Regions from separate parts of the Homo sapiens genome. Here regions 1 and 2 are each linked to region 3. Evidence: chromatin contacts called from ENCODE Hi-C or POLR2A ChIA-PET data. All regions are on one chromosome and are shown on one strand. The core of a region is the stretch at or near the end of the contact, and the rest is flanking DNA. Distances in the headings are between cores, read along the strand shown. Region 1 has its middle 61 kb from the start of RPRD1B. Region 2 overlaps MANBAL (mannosidase beta like). Region 3 overlaps CTNNBL1 (catenin beta like 1).

Evidence for each region. Hi-C counts contacts between places; a loop is a spot of excess contacts on that map. ChIA-PET counts read pairs that join two places held with the same protein, here RNA polymerase II (POLR2A). Pooled maps may share reads with other maps.
Region 1: a loop to region 3 is called in a map with no recorded cell type, with 13 times the contacts of the local background. The contact joins two enhancer-like sites. A Hi-C loop is called at or near these places in 6 of 37 single-sample maps with no recorded cell type and 4 of 50 pooled maps.
Region 2: a pooled map shows a loop between it and region 3 (5-fold over the local background). The contact joins two enhancer-like sites. A Hi-C loop is called at or near these places in 1 of 37 single-sample maps with no recorded cell type and 3 of 50 pooled maps. POLR2A ChIA-PET finds 5 or more read pairs at or near these places in 1 of 52 experiments (activated T-cell).

What each region holds. Positions count from the first base shown.
Region 1 is chr20:38,093,048-38,096,391 of GRCh38, forward strand. No RefSeq gene overlaps it. Among named protein-coding and RNA genes, the nearest start is that of RPRD1B, 61 kb to the left of the region's middle. RefSeq lists silencers at 1-154, 2,767-2,826. Within about 2 kb of position 1,449, at least 20 of the 41 ENCODE cell types and tissues checked have a DNase peak (open chromatin) inside an H3K27ac peak, as active enhancers do.
Region 2 is chr20:37,307,023-37,310,312 of GRCh38, forward strand. All of the region lies in intron 2 of MANBAL (mannosidase beta like), which reads left to right. Among named protein-coding and RNA genes, the nearest start is that of MANBAL, 19 kb to the left of the region's middle. Within about 2 kb of position 1,274, at least 4 of the 41 ENCODE cell types and tissues checked have a DNase peak (open chromatin) inside an H3K27ac peak, as active enhancers do.
Region 3 is chr20:37,802,727-37,806,259 of GRCh38, forward strand. It overlaps CTNNBL1 (catenin beta like 1), which reads left to right. Exons shown (of 16, transcript NM_030877.5): 11 at 141-322. Among named protein-coding and RNA genes, the nearest start is that of VSTM2L, 99 kb to the right of the region's middle. Within about 2 kb of position 1,350, at least 5 of the 41 ENCODE cell types and tissues checked have a DNase peak (open chromatin) inside an H3K27ac peak, as active enhancers do.

The sequences.
Region 1 (3,344 bases), core at 199-2,698, 290 kb after region 3:
TTATCTTATGGTGCAAAAACCTCTGTAGTAGGTGTGGTTCATCAAGACTGCAACCCAGATAAGTCCAGTATTAGGAAAATTGAGACTGCATTACCCAAGTTCTGTTAAAATATGAAAGTTGGATGTTACATGTGAATCTCAAGAGACAAGATCTCCTTCTGTGTCCCCAGATTTCATGGTCTAATTTCTTCACTCCTCCCTATAAATAGTAAGTCCATGATTCTTCTGGTTTAATTAGCACTTCAGGCTACAAAATGACTTTGAGGTCTTCAGAGCTGAAGATGGAGCTACCCAAGAGTCCATGAATCTGTCAAAATGCTTATCCTTTGTGACTAGAGCCATTAACTCTCTGTGTCACCTTCCTGGGCAAGGTATTTTCCTCTCTGGGCCTCAGTTTTTTCTTTCTTTTTTTTTTTTTTTTTTTTTTTTTTCTTTTTGAGACAGGATCTAACTCTTGCCCAGGCTGGTGCAACCTTAGCTCACTGCAGCCTCAATCTCCTCGTCTCAAGCTATCCTCCTATCTCAGCCTCTCAAGGAGCTAGGACTACAGGCATCTACCCACGCCTGGCCAATTTTTTTCTTTTCTTGACTTTTTTTAGAGATAGGGACTCACTATGTTGTCTAGGCTTGTCTCGAATTCTTGGGCTCAAGCAATCCTCCCGCCTTGACCTCCCAAAGTGCTAGGATTGTAGGCATGAGCCACCACAGCCAGCCTCAGCTTTCTTACCTGCAAAATGTAGTATTGGACTAAATTATCTCTAGGTTTTCTGCGAGCCCTAAAAGCTACGATTGTTGTGCTGCATAAGAAGCATATGGGACTGAAGTCTGAGAACTCTGGATGGTATATCCTGGGCACGCAGTACTATTTGTTAGAGAAATGAATAGTATCACCATTGTGCTGTGTATACATAGGAAACCCTGGAGACCATAGTCTAAAGATCGGGGCACAGGAGACAGTGCCACGACCGGGAAGATGGGAGTAAACACAGTAGTTCACTGCACAAAATTCATATTTGGTTTATTTGGGATCTTTAAGAAAAAGCCATTTGCTAGCATGGTTTCCTCTTTTACTTTCTCCTGGAATAATTCATCTGGCTAAAGCTCATCGCTCACTGCTACCTCTGTAGGATTTTCCATTTAAAAATCATGCTTCCACTCTGAGGCACAGATTCAATTAAGAATCCATTCTCCTGTACAGTAGGTTGGGATTCATACAGCTTTATGTAGTGTTGAAAGCCCAGTGTGTTCACTTTTTTTAGACTCAAATAGTTATTTTGCATTAAAAATTCATTTCTACCATTGGTTTGATAAATATTAAAATTAGCAGGCCATTTATCTAGTATTTTTTGTGAATAAGAGGCAGCTGTGATGAGTGAAAACTCATATCTTCTCATCTCCTCTCACTATGATGACCTTGGGCAAGTCACTCAGCCCTTGGGGACCTCAGCTGCTTCTTACAGGAAATGAGTAGGGTTGATTACGTAACCTCTGAAGTCCTGTGACTAGGTTTTCAGAATATTTCTTCCTACTGAGAATCTTAATAAACTCAGTACCTGAATAATGTACTCCATAGATTTTAAAATACTCACTATACAAATTCTTAGGAAAGAAAGTAGTTACCAACATACTTGTTAATAACTGAGATGTTTGTAAAAAGGGCCTAGTGCTTTGGTACAAATTAGGGACTCAGTGGTGGCTGTTACTATGTTAAATAATGAATGCAGGTATTTATAAACACATGTAACAAGATTAAAATAGATGTCTGCTGGAAGGAGTAATAGAGACCACATGGCTAGACCATCTGCAGCATTTACAACAGAGTGGTCAAAAACCTGTCATCCTCAACCCCCCTCACCCACTTTAAGGGTATGAAAAGAGTCAGGAGTTAAGAGGTAAAGGAAGAGGATTTGGGATGAGAATTATTTGAAAAGGGCCATTGGTGTGTTTGGCATCTCCCTAGTGGGAGCAGTGGGTGCCACCTACACTTTATCTCAAGATTAGGGGAAAGGGCCTCCATGGAGCTTAGTATGTGTCCCTGATCTGGTGGATTAAACAGACCCCTGCCTGGAAAAGTCTGAAGGATGAGATGCCAGTGCTGGCTAAGTGTTTGATGACGAAGCAAGGGAGAGGCTGGGTGCAGACTCCACTCCTAGAGTTTGTCAGGGCAGAGCATGCATGTAGAAGAACTGGCCTGCATCCTGGGGTGATAGAGCCTGGGCAAGAGGCCCGGGGTTTCAAGGAGGCGAACTTCAGACTCACAGTGCTGAGGAAGGAGTAGAGCAAAGAGCCAGGGAGAAACCCTCACCCCAAGAGACCCCAGGTGATGGGAGATGAGGATGGGAGACTGGGGGAAGGGAGGGGAGGAACCACTCCAAGGAGCATCTGAGGAGCCCATGGGGGAAGGAAGCTGTTAAACTTTGTTAAACTTTTGCCCAGCAGCGCCCAGTCACCACCACCAGACCTTAAGGACTGTCTCTTGCTGCTGCTTCACTCCCACTGCTGTGTCCCTGGAAGGGTCAGAAACGGTAAACAAGGGAGGCCTCCCTTCCCGGATGCTGGCCTCCCTTCCCAGATGCTGGCCTCTCGCCCCCAGCAGACCCAGAGAGGTCACCTTCACATGATAGGCTATTTTGATTGTAACATGGGCTTGCACATTTACATCTCTGAAATGAGACTGTTTTTACACTTTAAGTGTGACTACAGGAATTTTTTTAAATAAAAATGACTAGAGAAGTTATGGAGGCCTGGGTTTTTCTTTGAGAGTTACAGGATACATTAGCCCCACAAATTGGATTTCAAGGGACATAGGAGACAAAGTTGCTTTGCGATTGCAGTTCCCCAATCCTGCCTGTGTACTATGGTGGTTACACACACATGATTCATTTTAGGACCTTTAATTCTTGGTTCCCCTTTCCATTTTTGTTACTTAAAAAGTTCATTTTCACAACCTCAGTTTGTTCATTAAATTGTGAATTCATAATCCTATGTATATGTGAACATATTTTTCAAAATTGTGGTAAAATACATATAACATAAATTTACTATTTTAGCCGGGCACGATGGCTCACACCTGTAATCCCAGCACTTTGGGAGGCCGAGGAGGGTGGATCACCTGAGGTCAGGAGTTCAAGACCAGCCTGGCCAACATGGTGAAACCCCATCTCTAATAAAAAAAAAACAAAAATATTAGCCAGGCGTGGTGGTGTGTGCCTGTAGTCCCAGCTACTCAGGAGTCTGAGGCAGGAGAATCACTTGAACCTGGGAGACAGAGGTTGCAGTGACCCGAGATCGCGCCACTGCACTCCAGCCTGGGTGACAAGAGTGAAACTCTGTCTCAAAAAAAA
Region 2 (3,290 bases), core at 24-2,523, 500 kb before region 3:
GCACAATCGTAGCTCACTGCAGTCTCGACCTGGACTCAAGTGATCCTCCCGTCCTCTGCCTCCTCAGTAGCTGGGACTACAGGTGTGCTCCACCACACCTGGCTAATTTTTAAATAATTTTTTTGTAGAGACACGGTTTCACTATGTTGCCCAGGCTGGTCTTGAACTCCTGGGCTCAGGTGATTCTCTCACCTTGGCCTCCCAAAGTGATGGGATTACAGGCATGAGCCAGTGTGCCCGGCTTGGATCAGTATTTTTTTAAAGTGTCCAGGTGATTGTAATATGCAGCCACTACTCAAGTCTTTAGATAATTTCCCTCAAACACAAACCAATTTTAGGAGGACAGGATATGTTCAGTTCTTAGATGTGTTAAGTTTGAAATAATAGCAAAATGTTCCGTGTGGGAAAGGAAAGGCGAGCAAGAAGTTGGGAATAGAGACCTGACAATTATTTTATTAACAGAGCATTATGATGCCTGTAAACCCAGCACGTGGGAGGCTGAGGTGGGCGGATCACTTGAGGTCAGGAGTTCAAGACCAGCCTGGCCAACATGGTGAAACCCTGTCTCTACTAAAAATGCAAAAACTAGCCAGGCGTGGTAGTGTGTACTTATAATCCCAGTTGCTAGAGAGGCTGAGGCAGGAGAATCCCTTGAACCCGGGAGATGGAGGTTGCAGTGAGCTGAGATTGTGCCACTGCACTCCAGCCTGGGCGACAGAGCGAGACTCCATCTCAAAAAAAAAAAAAAGGAAACCAAACAAATACAGCATTATTACTTGAAACCCAAGAATGAGTTGCTGAGTTTTGCAAGGGAAATGAAGATCCAGGAAAGACGTGAACTTGGAGCATACCCAACCTGTTGAAGTAGTTTCCGTGCAATGTAGATAGACTGAGAAGGTGCGGGTGCTGTCCTAGAACCCAAGAGCAGGAGCGCCGCAGGGCCTCCGGAAGTGGTGGGAACTGGGACTTACTGCTCCTCACTGGCATGCCCTCTGCCTCCCTTCCTGTCTCCCTCCTGTCTTTTGCTTTTCTAACTAGGACCCTGCTTCTCTGCTTGCTGGCCCTGTGGTGAGATGCAGCACAGCCACTAAACACAACCATGCCTTCCTGCTGGTCTCAGTTCCAGCATCCCCAGGGAAGGAACTGTGGCTGACCCAGCTTGGGACAGCTGTGGCCAGTGGAGGGGAGGGGAGGGTTCTGTGGAGTGACCTCTGAGTGAGGATGGGAAGGTCCATTCCCACAGGGGGACTGCTAGGCAGACAAAGCTGGGGTCTCCCTTTCTCTCCCTCTCTCAAGTGACAGGCAGAGCAGTGGGCAGGAGACCAGGAGAGTGTGGCCTCCCTGAAGTCCACCGAGTGGTTCATGGAGAGCACATGTGACACCAGTTCCCTGGAGAGGATTGGGGAAAGCCAGCCTAGTCTGACACCACCACTGTGTTCCAGCTGCCGTCCTTCAGAGTTGGGTTTCAGTAGAAGAAAGTTCTCAATAGGGAGTTCCTGGCTTTCTAGGGAAGTCCTGGGATAGGTTTGAGGGGTCTGTGATCCCCCTCAAATTGTGTACAAGAATGTGAGGTTTTATATGCCTAGGCACATTTTCTGGGGGAGATGGTCCATAGCCTCTCTACATGGAGTGCAGTGGGAAGTGGGGGACAGGTTTCTTCTCAAGGTGGGGAGCCTGTCTTCCTCCTCCCCATAACCCTCCTCCAAGCCTCTTCCGGATCGATTTCTACACAGAGTGTTGATTCAGCCAGATAAGGTGCACGAAGGTAACTAAGCAAGTGGGTGTAGACTTTGAGTTCAGCAACTTGTGTGGCAGATAGTCAGTCATACACGGTAGTGAATCAGAAACTCTCCTAGTTTCAGTGTTGACTATTCTCATCTGTTCATATGCTTATAGTGCATCTCGTCAGCTCACAGCCAGCTGCCTGCTTCTAGAAGGCAGGTCCTTTCACTTCTACTCTGCCATGTTTGTTGATTGCCACCGTCTCATATTAGTGGGGACTCTTCCTGTTGCAAGTTCAGAAACAGCTCCAGCAGCTTCCCCGAATGGAAACAGTATTGGCTCTTGGAACTGGGAATTTCAAAGGACAGCTGGATTTAGGGGTTCAAGGGGTCTCCAGGGCTTCATGTGTCTCTCTCTCTCCTGGCTTTCCTGGGAGTGCTGGCTTCCTTCCTAGGCCCTTGTTCTGTGTTGGGAAAGATGGCTGCAGCAGCCACAGTCAGTGCCCTTATCAGTCGGGATTGACAGGTGAGAGAAGCCATTTCTCTGCCTCTCCTCACCTTCTGAGTCTCATGGAAGGCCTCTCCTTGGCCACATACACCTTGTCTCACAGGTGGGAAGCAGGAATGAGTGCTGTCTCTGGCCAGGCCACATTTAGCTGCCTACTCTTGTGACCCCAGTGACTGAGAGTCCCCCAGACCCCCATGGGATAGGGAAAGGGCAGGGTCCCCATGGAAAAGAGGTGCTGGGAAGACAGACAGCCGGTGGCCAGCATTGCGATCTAGTGGAGGACTCGCCACGGGCGATGGTGAGAGTGGTGGCTTTCAATATGATGCCCGTGGAGACTTCACAACCAACCAGAAAGCCCTGCAGTGTTTAGACCCCTGATGATGTTTTGGCTCATCAGTATGGTGAGCCACCTGCACCTACTGCACCACAGGTGGCTCATTCCTGTGGTGCAGTAGGACAGTGGCCTAGAAGGTCAGGACTCTTCTGGAAAATTTTGCACAAGGGTCTTGATTTTAAACGAGGCCGCTAGTTGCCAGTGAGGCCTGCCGTAAATAAATAATGAGCCCCAGGCAAGCATCCACCCATTCTCAACACCTCAGGACACAGACTCACAGAAGCAACTGTGCATTTCTGCTCTGTGTGGTTTTAAAGCTTGGGAGGAGGTTGCAGTTGAATTGAGAGGCAGGCTGTTTTTTACTTAATGACCCGTTCTGGAGAGATTGCCGTGTGATGAGGGTATAAACATGCTTCCACCAGCCTGTGGTCTGGAGATGTGTACCGACCGGTTCTTGGGAGAGACGGCTGGACACACAAGGAGCCACAGAGCAGCCAGTGGGGAGGGCCAGCATAGTCGTGCTGAATTGTGTCTGGAATGAGCTCCCAAGGCTGTTCTTTCTAATCACAGTTCTCCCCGCCTGCCAAGCGCATCCTGGACTCCGTGTCTCCGTTTGCCTTGTTGAGTCCACATGGATGGCCTTCCTTGCTCTCTGTTTCAGCCAGTCCTATCTTTCCTCAAGGCCACTGCTAGTTTCATCTCTGCGAGGCCTTCTCAGCTCCCACCC
Region 3 (3,533 bases), core at 100-2,599:
ACGTCTTCTCCTAATTGTTAACAAGTATGTAATATTTCCATTTAGATGTATAATGTGTACGGCAGCAAATACCCTTTTTTTTTTTTAAGCTCTATAATTTCCCCATGAAATACCTTATCTGAAACCTCTTTTGTTCACAGGGAAAAGAAGATCTCCCGGAGCAGTGCCCTGAAAGTGCTGGACCATGCCATGATTGGCCCCGAAGGCACAGACAACTGCCATAAGTTTGTTGACATTCTTGGCTTACGAACCATCTTTCCCCTCTTTATGAAATCTCCCAGGAAGATCAAGAAAGTGGGAACCACTGAGAAGGAACATGAAGGTAGGGTTCACTGGAGGAGTCAGCCTAATTTAGGTGCATTAGGAGAAATAGGGAAATGTGAACTACTTTGAAAAATTCTGACGTGTTTGGGGGATAGAGGGGAAGAGTGCTACCTTTTTCTTACTATTTTCTTATTTTTCATGAATGAAAAAGAGACCCCAGGTCACTGATAGCCTTTGTTGCACCAGTTCTCTGCTTGTTTGAATCCTGGTCATTCCATTTCCTTCTGGACTGTTAATAAGTCTGTGTGTGAGGGTTTTGTTTTCTTCACTATAATTTGTAGCGAGGTGTCTCTCTGATGGAAGACCCTTTTGAAAAGAGTAATGAGGTGGCAACACATGTCACCTCCAGAGTGGTGCTTTCATGTATTTCTGTACTAAAGTATGATTCAGCCAACATCAGGAATTGCCGAAATAAACTATTTATAGCCCAGATTCCCCTTTTATGTTTCTCCTCCCTGATGGTGCACGCTCCCAGCAAAATGCTGCCATGAATTGTGACGCTGTAACCAGAGTAGTTACTGCTAGGCCAGTCTCTTCCTGCTGTTGTCTAGTGGCCTGCTGCAGCCCTCTCCCCAGTAAATAGCCACAGTGCAATCTGGAAGGCCAGGGATTTATGAGCATTGACAGTTCTGCTGGAGGCTGGCAGACACTTGCACCAGGGAATTTACATGGTTGGATGGTTATTTTAAAGTGTGGGGAGCGGGTGGAGAGGAGTGGGGAGGTAGTGTGTTGAGAGAGGAGCAGAAGCTGAGCTGACTGGCTCATTTGGCTGTTTTCTCAGAAGCAATGTTCGTCCCATGGTTTAGGAGGCTTTTTTTTTTGTCAGTGCTTGGTGGAATTGGCATGGGTATCTGCAGGATCTTTTGCATTCCTCATCCTCATAGACGAAAGTTTGAGAACTCCCGCCTCTCTCTTTTCCAGTTGACTTGGCTTAGTCTCTCCCAACTTGGAGTGGCTAAAGGGAAGGTGGTGTGACCTACCTTCAGTGGTTATCTTCAGTGATATCTTCTCTATCAAATCAACTCTCCAGAGACAACAGGAAATCTGGCTGGAGCAAAAGAGGAACTGGCCTTGCAAATACTGTGGCCTAGAGACCTGAGAACAAGTAGAGACTTCAGTTTAACTCATTTTGACCAAACACTAGCTATAAATATGTTAACCCCGTGCTAGATTTTCCCCACTGAAAATTCAGCAAAATGAGTCCCTGGGAGAGGGAATGGAGGGGGTCCTGGAGGTCTAGGAGATAAACTTTTCAGACAGTCAACATTTAGTGAAAGCCTGCCACTTTCCTGGCCCGGCTGCACTATTCGCTATCATATTTAAAACTCACAACCTATGAAGTATTGGTGGCATCCTTATTTTTTTTTTTAGAGGAGATGAACTGGGAAGGCAGCCGAGCTGTGGGTTCTACAGCTAACTAGGTGTGCGACTTTGGAACCTTGGCTTAACTTCCCTTCACTGCATTTTCCTTTCTGGTCTGTAAGATGAGGGAAGTGGACTAGTGAACTAGAAGCTCTGATAGCCACACCTTCAGATTCTCAGGAACAAGCCCTGGTTGTCAGGGTTGCCTGTGAGCCAGGAAGCTCCTCAGGGTGGATGCTGTGGCTGACCTGCTGGGTTCCACTGAGAGACCTGAGGCTGCATCTTGAGTGTGCTGGAACAGAGTGTGAAGGAAAACAGCCCTTAGCAGGCTCCTGCTCTGCGGTCATGGCACTGAGAAGAGGAGGAAGTGACAGATTCAGTGAGCAGCTGCTTTTCTTCTGAAAAATGTGCCCGGTGGCGTGCTGGTAACAGTCCATTTGCTTTAGAGTAACCGCATTAGGCATGTGATAACATTATGTTAGTGAGGGCAATGGCTTGGTAAGACGTCTCCTAGAAGGCATGTTCAGGCTGTAATGGCTGGGGAGGATGAGCTCTGCATCCTGAGCGGACCAGTACCCAGAGAGCAGAAGTGAACTCCAAGGAGAAAGCACAGCCCTCCACTCCTGCCACCCCTGCCAGCTGCTGCCACTCCTACAAACCGGCCTTCGGCCATGAATGGCAGAGTGAGAATGGAGGCAGAGCAGAGCAGTGCGCACTGTGCAGGGTTTCTTTGTCCTGTCCTCTGGGTAAGACTGTGCTCTTTGTTGGCCTCCGAGTGCCAGCCCTTCTCACGTAAGTGGGCCAGATTTGTGTGCTAAGCTAGAGCACAGTGGCCTCAGACCATCAGGAATACTGGTGGGCATGCCCAGCTCATTCCTGCCCCCGGGCTTCCAGCATGCTCTTCCCTCCATGTGCAGTGATTTTTCTCCACCCTGTCTGCCTGGCTATCTTTTAGTTGTCCTTAGTCCTTAGTTTTGTTTTTTGTTTTTTTTTTTCCTTTTTTTTTTTTTTCCCTGGCCTGTTGCCCAGGCTAGAGTGCAGTGATGCGATCTCGGCTCACTGCAGCCTCTGCCTCCCAGGTTCAACCGATTCTCCTGCCTCAGCCTCATGAGTAGCTGGGACTACAGGCGCCCACCACCACACCCAGCTACTTTTTGTATTTTTAGTAGAGATGGGGTTTCACCATGTTGGCCAGGCTGGTCTCGAACTCCTGACCTCAAGTGATCCGCCCACCTTGGCCTCCCAAAATGCTGAGATTATAGACAGGAACCACTGTGTCCGGCCTGGTCCTTAGTTTTGATGTCTCTTTCTCAGGGAAGCATGTCATGAACCCGTAGACTAGGATAGAATCTTCTGTTCAGTGGACTCTTGGTCTCAGGACTCTGCCTTCATAGCCCTTGAAATTATGGAACCAATGGCCTTGTCCCCTCTAGATCCCATTGCCTGGTCCCGTGGTGCTTGGCATGTGATAGATGCACAGTAAATGTTTCTTGACTGTGTGAATGAACAACCATTTCCCTGAAAGGCTCATTGAGGACAAACATGGGTTTGGGGCTTTCCTCAGAAACCTACAAGGTTGAAGTCAATACAGTTGATTTCAGTTCAGATTGATGGTTGTCAGTCAGTCATACACCTAGAGTGAAGGGTCTTTCATCCAGCTTGTTTGGATGCTAAAATGAGTGGGTTGCTAGCCCTAAGTTTTAACTCTGTCACATTGGCTTGGAGATTATGGCAGAACCCCCACTTTAGAGCCACACCCTTAAGAGCTTTGCTGTACACTGACCTTCCCTATAGGCAAGGCCACCCTGTGACAAGCACCTAGGGGTAGCCCAGCTCCTAGGTGGAAC